Linked DNA regions of Homo sapiens: region 1 is linked to region 2. The links are chromatin contacts, found by Hi-C or POLR2A ChIA-PET in ENCODE. All regions are on one chromosome and are shown on one strand. Each heading gives the region's core, a stretch centred on a gene start or an enhancer-like site at or near the end of the contact. The rest is flanking DNA. Distances are from core to core; before and after follow the strand shown.

Evidence for each region. Hi-C counts contacts between places; a loop is a spot of excess contacts on that map. ChIA-PET counts read pairs that join two places held with the same protein, here RNA polymerase II (POLR2A). Pooled maps may share reads with other maps.
Region 1: a loop to region 2 is called in a pooled map, with 2.4 times the contacts of the local background. The contact joins the enhancer-like site here to the promoter of PRKCH-AS1 in region 2. A Hi-C loop is called at or near these places in 3 of 50 pooled maps. POLR2A ChIA-PET finds 5 or more read pairs at or near these places in 2 of 52 experiments (GM10248 and activated CD8-positive, alpha-beta memory T cell).

The regions. Positions count from the first base shown.
Region 1 is chr14:63,468,643-63,473,378 of GRCh38, forward strand. The region is part of intron 2 of PPP2R5E (protein phosphatase 2 regulatory subunit B'epsilon); the gene reads right to left. Among named protein-coding and RNA genes, the nearest start is that of PPP2R5E, 72 kb to the right of the region's middle. RefSeq lists an enhancer at 3,013-3,092. Within about 2 kb of position 2,734, at least 6 of the 41 ENCODE cell types and tissues checked have a DNase peak (open chromatin) inside an H3K27ac peak, as active enhancers do.
Region 2 is chr14:61,319,719-61,324,434 of GRCh38, forward strand. It overlaps PRKCH-AS1 (PRKCH antisense RNA 1), which reads right to left and starts at 3,100. Exons shown (of 5, transcript NR_186042.1): 1 at 2,817-3,100. PRKCH (protein kinase C eta) reads left to right here and starts at 1,861. Exons shown (of 14, transcript NM_006255.5): 1 at 1,861-2,746. The coding sequence starts at 2,384. RefSeq lists silencers at 1,654-1,923, 2,074-2,243 and enhancers at 2,205-2,749, 2,750-3,293.

The DNA.
Region 1 (4,736 bases), core at 1,484-3,983, 2.1 Mb after region 2:
CAAGGCTTCTTCTGATATAATCAGGTTTATGCAAAATGTGCAAAGGAAATAAATAAACAAGCAATGTTCGACAGCTTTGTCCTTGGAGCCAAAATTTTAAATTAGTATCATACTCACAAATATTAATACTTATATATACTAACTAAAAGTAATAATAGTAACTTACACTTAGAGTTCTTTACAACATATTCAAAACAAACAGTATTAACCTCCCACTAAAATAACATAAAATACTAAACCACTTCAAAGTATCTCTAAACCTTTCTTTTCCCCACACACTCTGTTATTTAGAGATCTAAGGACTTAACTAAAATTTTGCAAACTTTTAATTGCCTCCTAGAAGGGTTCAGACTAAGTCTGGAAGGGATATGATAGGTGGTTTCAACCTTCCCACAACACGAATTTGTTTAGAATCTACCATGTTTAACTTAATCATTCATTCATTCATTCCACAAATATTTACAGAACACTTTTTACATGCCAGGCACTAGTCTAGGCTATAAATATACACTATTAAGCAAAACCAAACTTCATGTTCTTAGCCTTCATGAAGCTTACAGACCAAATGGAGAGAAACCCTAATTAAATGACCATATAGATAAATATAAAAGTTAAAACATTTTACATTACAAAAAAAGGTACAAGAAGATATTATAAGGGCATATGTTGTAAAGAATGAAAACAAATGGATCTACTCTCAAAAAAAGTACAGTCCAGGGGGAAGCAAGATTTGCACCTATTAATAATGGCAAAAAATACAATTAAAGTGGCCGGGCGCGGTGGCTCACGCCTGTAATCCCAGCACTTTGGGAGGCCGAGGCGGGCTGATCACGAGGTCAGGAGATCAAGACCATCCTGGCTAACACGGTGAAAACCCATCTCTACTAAAAAAATACAAAAAAGTAGCCAGGCGTGGTGGCGAGCGCCTGTAGTCCCAGCTACTCAGGAGGCTGAGGCAGGAGAATGGCGTGAACCCGGGAGGCGGAGCTGGCAGTGAGCCGAGATCGTGCCACTGCACTCCAGCCTGGGCGACAGAGCAAGACTCCGTTTCAAAAAAATCAAGTAAAGTATCTGAATTTCATGGACCAAGTTGAGAGACAGAAAAGAAAAAAGCACCTGACAAGGAAATGGACCTCCAGCTTAGGTCCTTCATTATATCCTCCCATTAAAATCTTACAAAATTCCTGCCTAATACATGTTAATATTCCCATTTTACCTGTAAGAGAACCAAGGCTGCAAGATATTCAGTTTTATTATTCTGGGTCAATGGCTAACGTGTAAAAACAACTTCACTACAAAGAACCAGAAGGGATAATTTTACACCAAAATGAAATACTTCCTCCTCTCCATTTATTTGGACAGATAAATGTGGCAGTAGGATTATAAAGAATAAACAATGATTTTTGTCCTCCTCATCTCCTACCTCCCCACACCCCCCACTTTTTTTGAGACAAGGTCTCACTCTGTCACCCACGCTAGAGTGCAGTGGCACAGTCACAGCACACTGTAGCCTCGACCTCCCTGGCTGAAGCAATCCTCCCATTTCAGCCTCCCAAGTGGCTGGGATTACAGGCATGCACCACCACACCTAGCTAATTTTTGTAGTTTTTGTAAAGACAGTGCTTCACTATGTTACCCAGGGTGGTCTTGAACTCCTAGGCTCAAGGGATCCTTGCCGCCTGGACCTCCCAAAGTGCTGGGATTACAAGTGTGAGCCCCTGCATCCAGCCTCCTACCTCCCTACTTATAGCCCAGTTCCAACCCCAAGGCACACAGTATTCCACAATCACACTCTGCACTCATAACCTTTCCATAAGTTTAAAAAAAAAAAAAAACCGACTTGCCCTCTGATAATGTGGTGATTGATTATCCTGTCTACTAAAGGGTTAAGGGGTTATCTCTAGGAAGAACATATTTATATTATTAAAAAATACTTCATAGTGACAATAACAAAATGGCTTCATCCAATTGCATAATTTTAATAGGAATTTCCAGCATAAAACAAGCAAATTATCTGAAGACTCTATTGACACCTAATCTACTTTCACAGGATCATAAAAACAAGCCTTTATCAACAGATTAAAAAAAAAAAAAAACGTGGCTGAGCACAATGGCTCACACCTATAATCCCAACACTTTTGGAGGTTGAGGTGGGAAGATCAACACAGAAAGACCTCCGTCTCTACAAAAAAAAAAAAAAAATTACAGCATCCTAATAAAAAGATAAAATGTCTAATTCTGAAATTTTGACAATCTACATTGCTTGCTTGTACCATTAATGCACCCTGATATTACAAAGGTGACCAAGCAATAGCTTCTGAGCCATTTTTTACCCCACCCTGAAGTCCAAAGCAAGCATAGCATGCAGATGACAACATTTCTTTGAAAAAAGCCAAGTGGGGCAAGTTCAAGAGAGACCACTCTGAATGACATTCATCTAGATTCCAGAAACTCTCATATTACATAAATCTGCAAAAACACGCACCAGGCTCTCTTTGAGAATGGAGAGTACACATAAAAATGCGTAAGTTTCAAATTTCTGATAAAACCAGATGTCTTATGTATAGATTGTTCATAGACCCAGATGGGCCAGAAGAACCTCATTCATACAACTCTCACAAGTTTTCAGAATCTATCCTCTATTGAAAATATCATGATCTCCTACAGACAATACACTCTTTCAGGATCTTGACTATAAGCAATGTCAAAATACACTTGTTAATTAATGAATGAATAACCCAAAATAAACAAGAGTCACTGAAGACAGGTCAGGTATTAGAAAAAGATACGCATTCTAAAGAGCCATTTCCTGTTTCACAATAAATAGTTTCTGAAAATCTTGAATGAGTCATCCCTTCCCAGTCATATCATGTATACATAATAATAGTAAAAACTTAGTAAGCACTTACTCTGTGGCAGTCACTATTATAAGGAGTTTACATGTATTAACTCCTTTAATCCTTTCTACAATGCTGTGAGGTAGGTATTACCAACCTTATTTTTACATATAAAAATTGGCCCAAAGATATTTAGCAACTTGCCCACCATCACACAGCTGGAAAGGGGGCCCTGCTGAGCTTCAGACCTCCACAATCTGGCACCTGTACACTATCCCACCTCTGCTAAAGACTAATGAGAGCTGGCTTATCACTACTGATCATTTTTGTTTTCATCTAATATCTACAACGTACACTGGAGGGACCATCTGGAAGGGTTAATCTTCCTAATCTTCCTAACAGACTCTTTAACATAGATTGAGGAAGACAAGCATTCTGTCATCTATCTCCTCTTTGTACCAAGCAAAATGCAACTACCAAGGGTTAGAAAGATTCTCCAGCTGGCCTGTTATTTCTGTTAATATTTAAAAGCCCCCTTAGGCTGGGCACAGTGACTCATGCCTGTCATCCCAGCACTGTTGGAGGCCAAGGCAGGTGGATCACCTGAGTCAGATGTTCAAGGCCAACCTGGCCAACATGGCAAAACCCCATCTCTACCAAAAATACAAAAATTAATCGGGCATGGTGACAGGCGCCTGTAATCCCAGCTACTCAGGAGGCTGAGGCAGGAGAATCGGCTGAACCCAGGAGGCGGAGGTTGAAATGAGCTGAGATCACGCCATTTCACTCCAGCCTGGGTGACAAGAGTGAATCTCCATCTCAAAAAAAAATAAAATAAAGGACCCCTTTACATTAGTGTTAAGTCTCTCAAAAGATGATTCAAAGTCTTCTCTAACCTTCCAGCCTTCTCCTTTGCACTAAAGCTGGCTTACTTCAAGACTTCAACCTTGTTTGGATTTAATTTACTGTTCAGGAAAATGTAATGACACAGAAGTTTGGTTGTTTCATTTTGTTTTGAACACCTGACATTTGTTGAACTTGCATATGATTTGGAGTCTAACTGAGAGTTCAAACCTGTATTATCACCAGCACAGCCTAAGGTCAATTAGAAAGCCAGTTAGGTTGAATTGCTTTCAGCTAGTGATGGGACAGAAAGGAAGCATGAATAGAACAAGGAATAAACAAAGGAAAGGTGGAAGATATTTTAGACAAGAACAGCACAGAGGTGAGAGTGAGCACATTATGGGAGAAATTATAAGAAGATATGCATGTCTAGGGCATGGAAGACAGGTGACTAGAAAGAGTGGGAAATGAGAGGGAGGAATGAGGACATACCTGGCCAGAAAGGACTTTACAAACTGCAGGGTAACCTGGGTTTCATGTGGCTGACAACACAGAAATGTGGGACAGGAGCAAACATAATGAGAAGTGTTTTAGCGGGGGCTGAAGGGAGGCAATCAAATTAGCCAAAAACAATGTCATCAGAACCAAGTATGAAGAGTTATGAGGGCTTATACGAAGTTGATGGCCGTGGAAGAATAGAAGAAAAAGAAGCTGAGATACCAGAAGGTAAGAAACAAAGGGATTTTTTAAATTACATTAGATATAACAGAAAGGAAAGATAGTCAAAGATTACTAATGTTTCCAGGTTGGAAGAATGATGATACTGTTGGTAAAAATGAAACAATCAGACAGAGAAGTTAGTCAAGGAAGTTCATGAACTGTAGTGGCAACAACAGAATGTGAGGTAACTCCAAGGGAGAAAAAGACTCGAAATAGGACTGGAAACAAGGGGCTATAAATTAAACGGTAGAGATTCCAGAGTTTTCCCATAAAGGTGAAAGTTGAAATCAAAGGAACAGATAAGCTCAATGACTGAGTAAGGGGAAAACGAAGAAC
Region 2 (4,716 bases), core at 1,850-4,349:
GGTAGATGCGACATCTTCCCCTGGAGCACTAAGGCCAAACAGGAGCCCCCTGGACGTTTGGGAGCAGGCTTTACAAGCCCTGCCTAAAGCTAAGATGTCATTAGAGTGATGCGTTGCATCCCTGCCTTGTTCTCTAAGGAAGCTTTGGTGTTTTCAAGACAGGCCCTTTCCCCCCTGGCCCATTGTCCTTACTTGTTTTCATTCTGTATAGTGCTGTTATTACGGGTCAGGCCTCCTTGCACTCATGTGAAATCGTTGAGAACCTACTCAATTAGAAAGTTCTGAACAGGGCCTTAGAGGAGTGGGGGCTAGAAAGATGAACCTGGGGCCAGGCACGGGGGCTCATGCCTGTAATCTTAACACTTTAGGAGGCAGGGGCTGGAAGATCACTTGAACCTGGGAGCTGGAGGTTATGGTAAGCCATGATCACACCGCTGTATTCCAGCCTGGATGACAAAGCAAAACCCAGTCTCTAAAACATAAAAGAAAGAAAGGAGGGAAGGAAGAAAGAAAGGAATGAAAGCAAGCCGAATCTGCTCCGAGGGAACCAGTATAGCAAGACAGAATGTAATCAAGTATCTTAAGAGTGGCCTAGGCTTGGCTGGGTGCTGTGGCTCACGCCTGTAATCTCAGCACTTTGGGAGGCCGAGGCAGGCGAATCACTTGAGGTCGGGAGTTTGAGACCAGCCTGACCAACATGGAGAAACCCTGTCTCTACTAAAAATACAAAATTAGCCGGGCGTGGTGGCGCATGCCTGTAATTCCAGCTACTCGGGAGGCTGGGGCAGGTGAATCGCTCGAACCTGGGAGGCGGAGGTTGCGGTGAGCCGAGATGGCGCCATTGCACTCCAGCCTGGGCAACAAAAGCGAAACTCCGTCTCAAAAACAACAACAACAACAACAACAAAAAGTGGCCTAGGCTTTTTGGGGAACAAATTGGTTGTGGCTGGCCCTCAGGGAGCAAGCTTTGCGGCATAGCAGCGTAGGCTAAAAGGTCCTCCCCGGAGACAAAATCTGCAGGGACCACGGGGTGGGAAGCATCAGAAGGCTGCCCACTCTGACTGCAAATACAACAAGCTGGAGTGTTCCTAGAAGAGGCAATTTCTTCCGCGTGTGTGTTGGGGACAGCCTGTGTGTGTGAACATTTTCTGCCCTTGCCGCGCAGAGCTGGGTGGACCAGAAACCACCCGCAGAGGAAGAGACTTATTACCTCTTGGCCATGTCTGTCTCCAGAAGAACCGACCTTTCCTGCTCTATGTGCAACAAGACACACCTTCCGAGGAAGGAGGCGAACAGGATTTCCATCATTACTACTGCCCTATTAAAACACACACATACACACAACTGTGTAATTAGCCTCTGCAGGAAAGGCGCACAAACAGGATGCGTTCGAGCTGACCCCGGGATGAGCCATCCCTGTAAATATTAGGAAAAAGAACCTCCCCGCCGTGCCCCCGCCTCCGGCCAGGGCCTCTTGGGGATGGCCCTGCAGGGTCACCAGCCCACCGGGGAGGTTGGGAGAGAGGGGGCGGGCGACTCCTCGCCGCGCGGGTTCCTGGCTGGAGCGCCCTCCTCTGCGTCCTCCCAACCTTCCATCGCTCCCCAGGTCAGTCTACCACGCCTCAGGTGTTTGCTCGGGCTGGGCCACGAACCCTTTCCTTTTTGGCCTGCGCCCGGGGTGGCCCCTAACCCGCAGCGCACGGCCAGACCCAGCGCTACAAGGAGGGCGCGCAGGGCGGCGCAAGCGGGCACTGGCCTCCCGGGGGCTTGCGCGGGGATCCACCCACCGCAGGGCCGGGCCGCGGACCGCGGGCCACGCCCCTGGGGTCCGGAAGGCGCGGGAGCGGACGCGGGGGTTCTGTGAACTTGGAACCTGGCGGTGCGAGGTTCTCGCCGGGGATGCGGCGGCGGCAGCTGCTTCCTGGTTTGAAGCTCGCCGAGTGGGGGAGAGCGTGAGCCTTCGGAGGCGGGGGCAGGAGGAGAAGCAAGAGGAGGCGGGGGAAGAGACGCTTGGGGCTGGGGCTCACCGGACGGGTAGGTCCGGCTCTCCAGGGAGAGGAGCTGCCCGGCCCTGGAGAAGGGGCGAGTCCTGCGCGAGTCCCCGGGAGGCGCCGCGCGCTTGGAAGGGACGGTCGGGCTTCCCCGGCCCGCTGAGGGCTCGGCGGCGGGCTCCCCTCCTTTCCACCTCGGGAGGGAGGGAAGGAGGGGAGGGAAAAGTCCCACGGAGGAGGCAGAATGGCCAGTCGAGGGGCGCTTAGGCGCTGCCTTTCCCCAGGGCTGCCTCGACTCCTGCACCTGTCCCGAGGGCTGGCCTGAGACGGGACTCCCGGTTCTCCCGCTGCGAAGCAGCGCGGCCCCCCGGGGCCGGGGCAGCGGCGCCGGCATGTCGTCTGGCACCATGAAGTTCAATGGCTATTTGAGGGTCCGCATCGGTGAGGCAGTGGGGCTGCAGCCCACCCGCTGGTCCCTGCGCCACTCGCTCTTCAAGAAGGGCCACCAGCTGCTGGACCCCTATCTGACGGTGAGCGTGGACCAGGTGCGCGTGGGCCAGACCAGCACCAAGCAGAAGACCAACAAACCCACGTACAACGAGGAGTTTTGCGCTAACGTCACCGACGGCGGCCACCTCGAGTTGGCCGTCTTCCACGAGACGCCCCTGGGCTACGACCACTTCGTGGCCAACTGCACCCTGCAGTTCCAGGAGCTGCTGCGCACGACCGGCGCCTCGGACACCTTCGAGGGTTGGGTGAGTAGCGGTGACCCCTTCCCTTTGTGTCCACCCAACCCCCGTTCCCCTTATGTTTTTCAAAACTCACCCGGGTCCCGCTTTCCCATCGCTTTGTGGCTGAGGGAATTCCCTCCAGACTTTGGTCTTCGTCCACGTGGCCGCGGCACTGGTGACGCGACCGCGGTGGGTGTGTGCAGGCGCAGGTGTGTCTCCAGGAAGCCGGCCTGGACACGATCCCCTTTCAGGACAGCGGCTTGGCCTAACGGGAAGTCGGGCAGGGGTCCAGGGCGGTCACCCTTTCCGCCCAGTCTTTGGGTAAGGAGCTCCAACTTTCAGCACGAGAGTGATAGGTAGGAAAGGCAGGGAAGGAGTGATACAAAAGGGACTTGATTTGGGTAAAGTGCTTCAAGCGCTACTTAGGAGAAAGCCGTACATTCTCGCGAGTATTATTCATAATGTTTATGGATACATGTTGGTTCAGCCGCTCAGACGTGCACACGTGTTTCGGCTTGCACATCCCAGAGGTACATGAGCTACACTGGCAGGGAAATGAGCGCCTGGGTCTGCACGTTGGCAGTTTTATTATTTAGCATTTTTCCAAGGAGATGAGATTTACATATACTTGCAAGTAACTTAGTCAGTCCGAGGTGGGAGTCCTGCAGTGTGGGTTTCTGCTGCTATGGGTCTGAGAAGAGGCTGTAAGGACTCCTCAGGAGGTTGTTAACTGTCTTCCCTCCCCCCATCACCAGCCTGTGTTCCTGGGTATTGACGTGTAGCTACCCGCAGCTCTCCCCTTGCCTCTGCTTTTCACATAGTTCCCAGGAGGCATAATTTCTGCTGTAAATCAATTAAAACTTCTAGAGCGCTCTACACGGTGCTAACATGCTTTTACTGCCTAATCCTCACACTGTCTTTGTGATGCAGGTGTCATCGTTCCCACTTTGAGATGATGGAATGATAATTATAATAAAGTAGTCTGGTTTGGCAAAGTGGAGTACGCCATTTGAAGACTCTCAGGAGTTTAATAGTTTAAGTTCTGGAGGGAGTCAGTTTTGAACCCAATATCAGTATTGAAAATGTTTGAAATTTACAAGTGGTGAAATCAGATGGATGGTGATGAAGGCTCATTTAGGTATTTATTTTATACTTTGTGGAATTAGTAATTTTACCGTATATTTTCTAAAATTAAAGATGGCTTGTGGAGCTATTCCTTTCTTTTAAATAGAAGTACAAAAACCATAATGACTAACCTTAATCGTCAAATTATATTGAGTTAATTTCCCTTCAGCCTAATTTACTTTGTGGTACTTAGAAGTGGGGACTAGAGAGGAATTGCTAAAATACAGTTAGATATTTACATTTATCCTGTGAATTTCTGGAAATGAAATAGAAGTGAGTGTAGGCATCCAGATGGAATTGTTGAGTTCTATTAGTGTCTGATTAGGAGTTAGGTCGGGCAAAGCTCTAGAGGAACTAGGTTCTGAATTATGGTGGTGCAGATTGGCCAGTGGCCATGAGAAGCATCTCTTCCTGGAGATAGCCTAGACTCGTCCTTCTCAACCATAATCTTCCCACTTGAATCACCCAGGGACCTTTAAAAAATCCCCACTTTTAAAGATTCTAGATAGGAATCTCTGGCTGTGGGACCCCATCATCCGTACTTTTAGGCTCACCAGGTGATTCCAGTATGCAGTCGAGGTGGAGAACCTGCAGCCTACATGAAGACCAAAAGATGAGGACTTCTTGGTGTCATAAGTGTAGGAAGATCCACGTTATCTGACTAGGTGGCATGTACAGAGCTGCTTATTGTTCCACTGGATGAATATTCAGTGTAAATCAGATATCGATATTTATAATGGTCTGAAATAATTACACTTAGATGTTTAATATAACCCACTGGTGGTGTTTTGGAAAACGTTGAGTGGTTGGTAGGGAGGGTCAGCATTTAAATGACCTTGAAACCAGCAGTTTTTCATGCGTTTGCATGC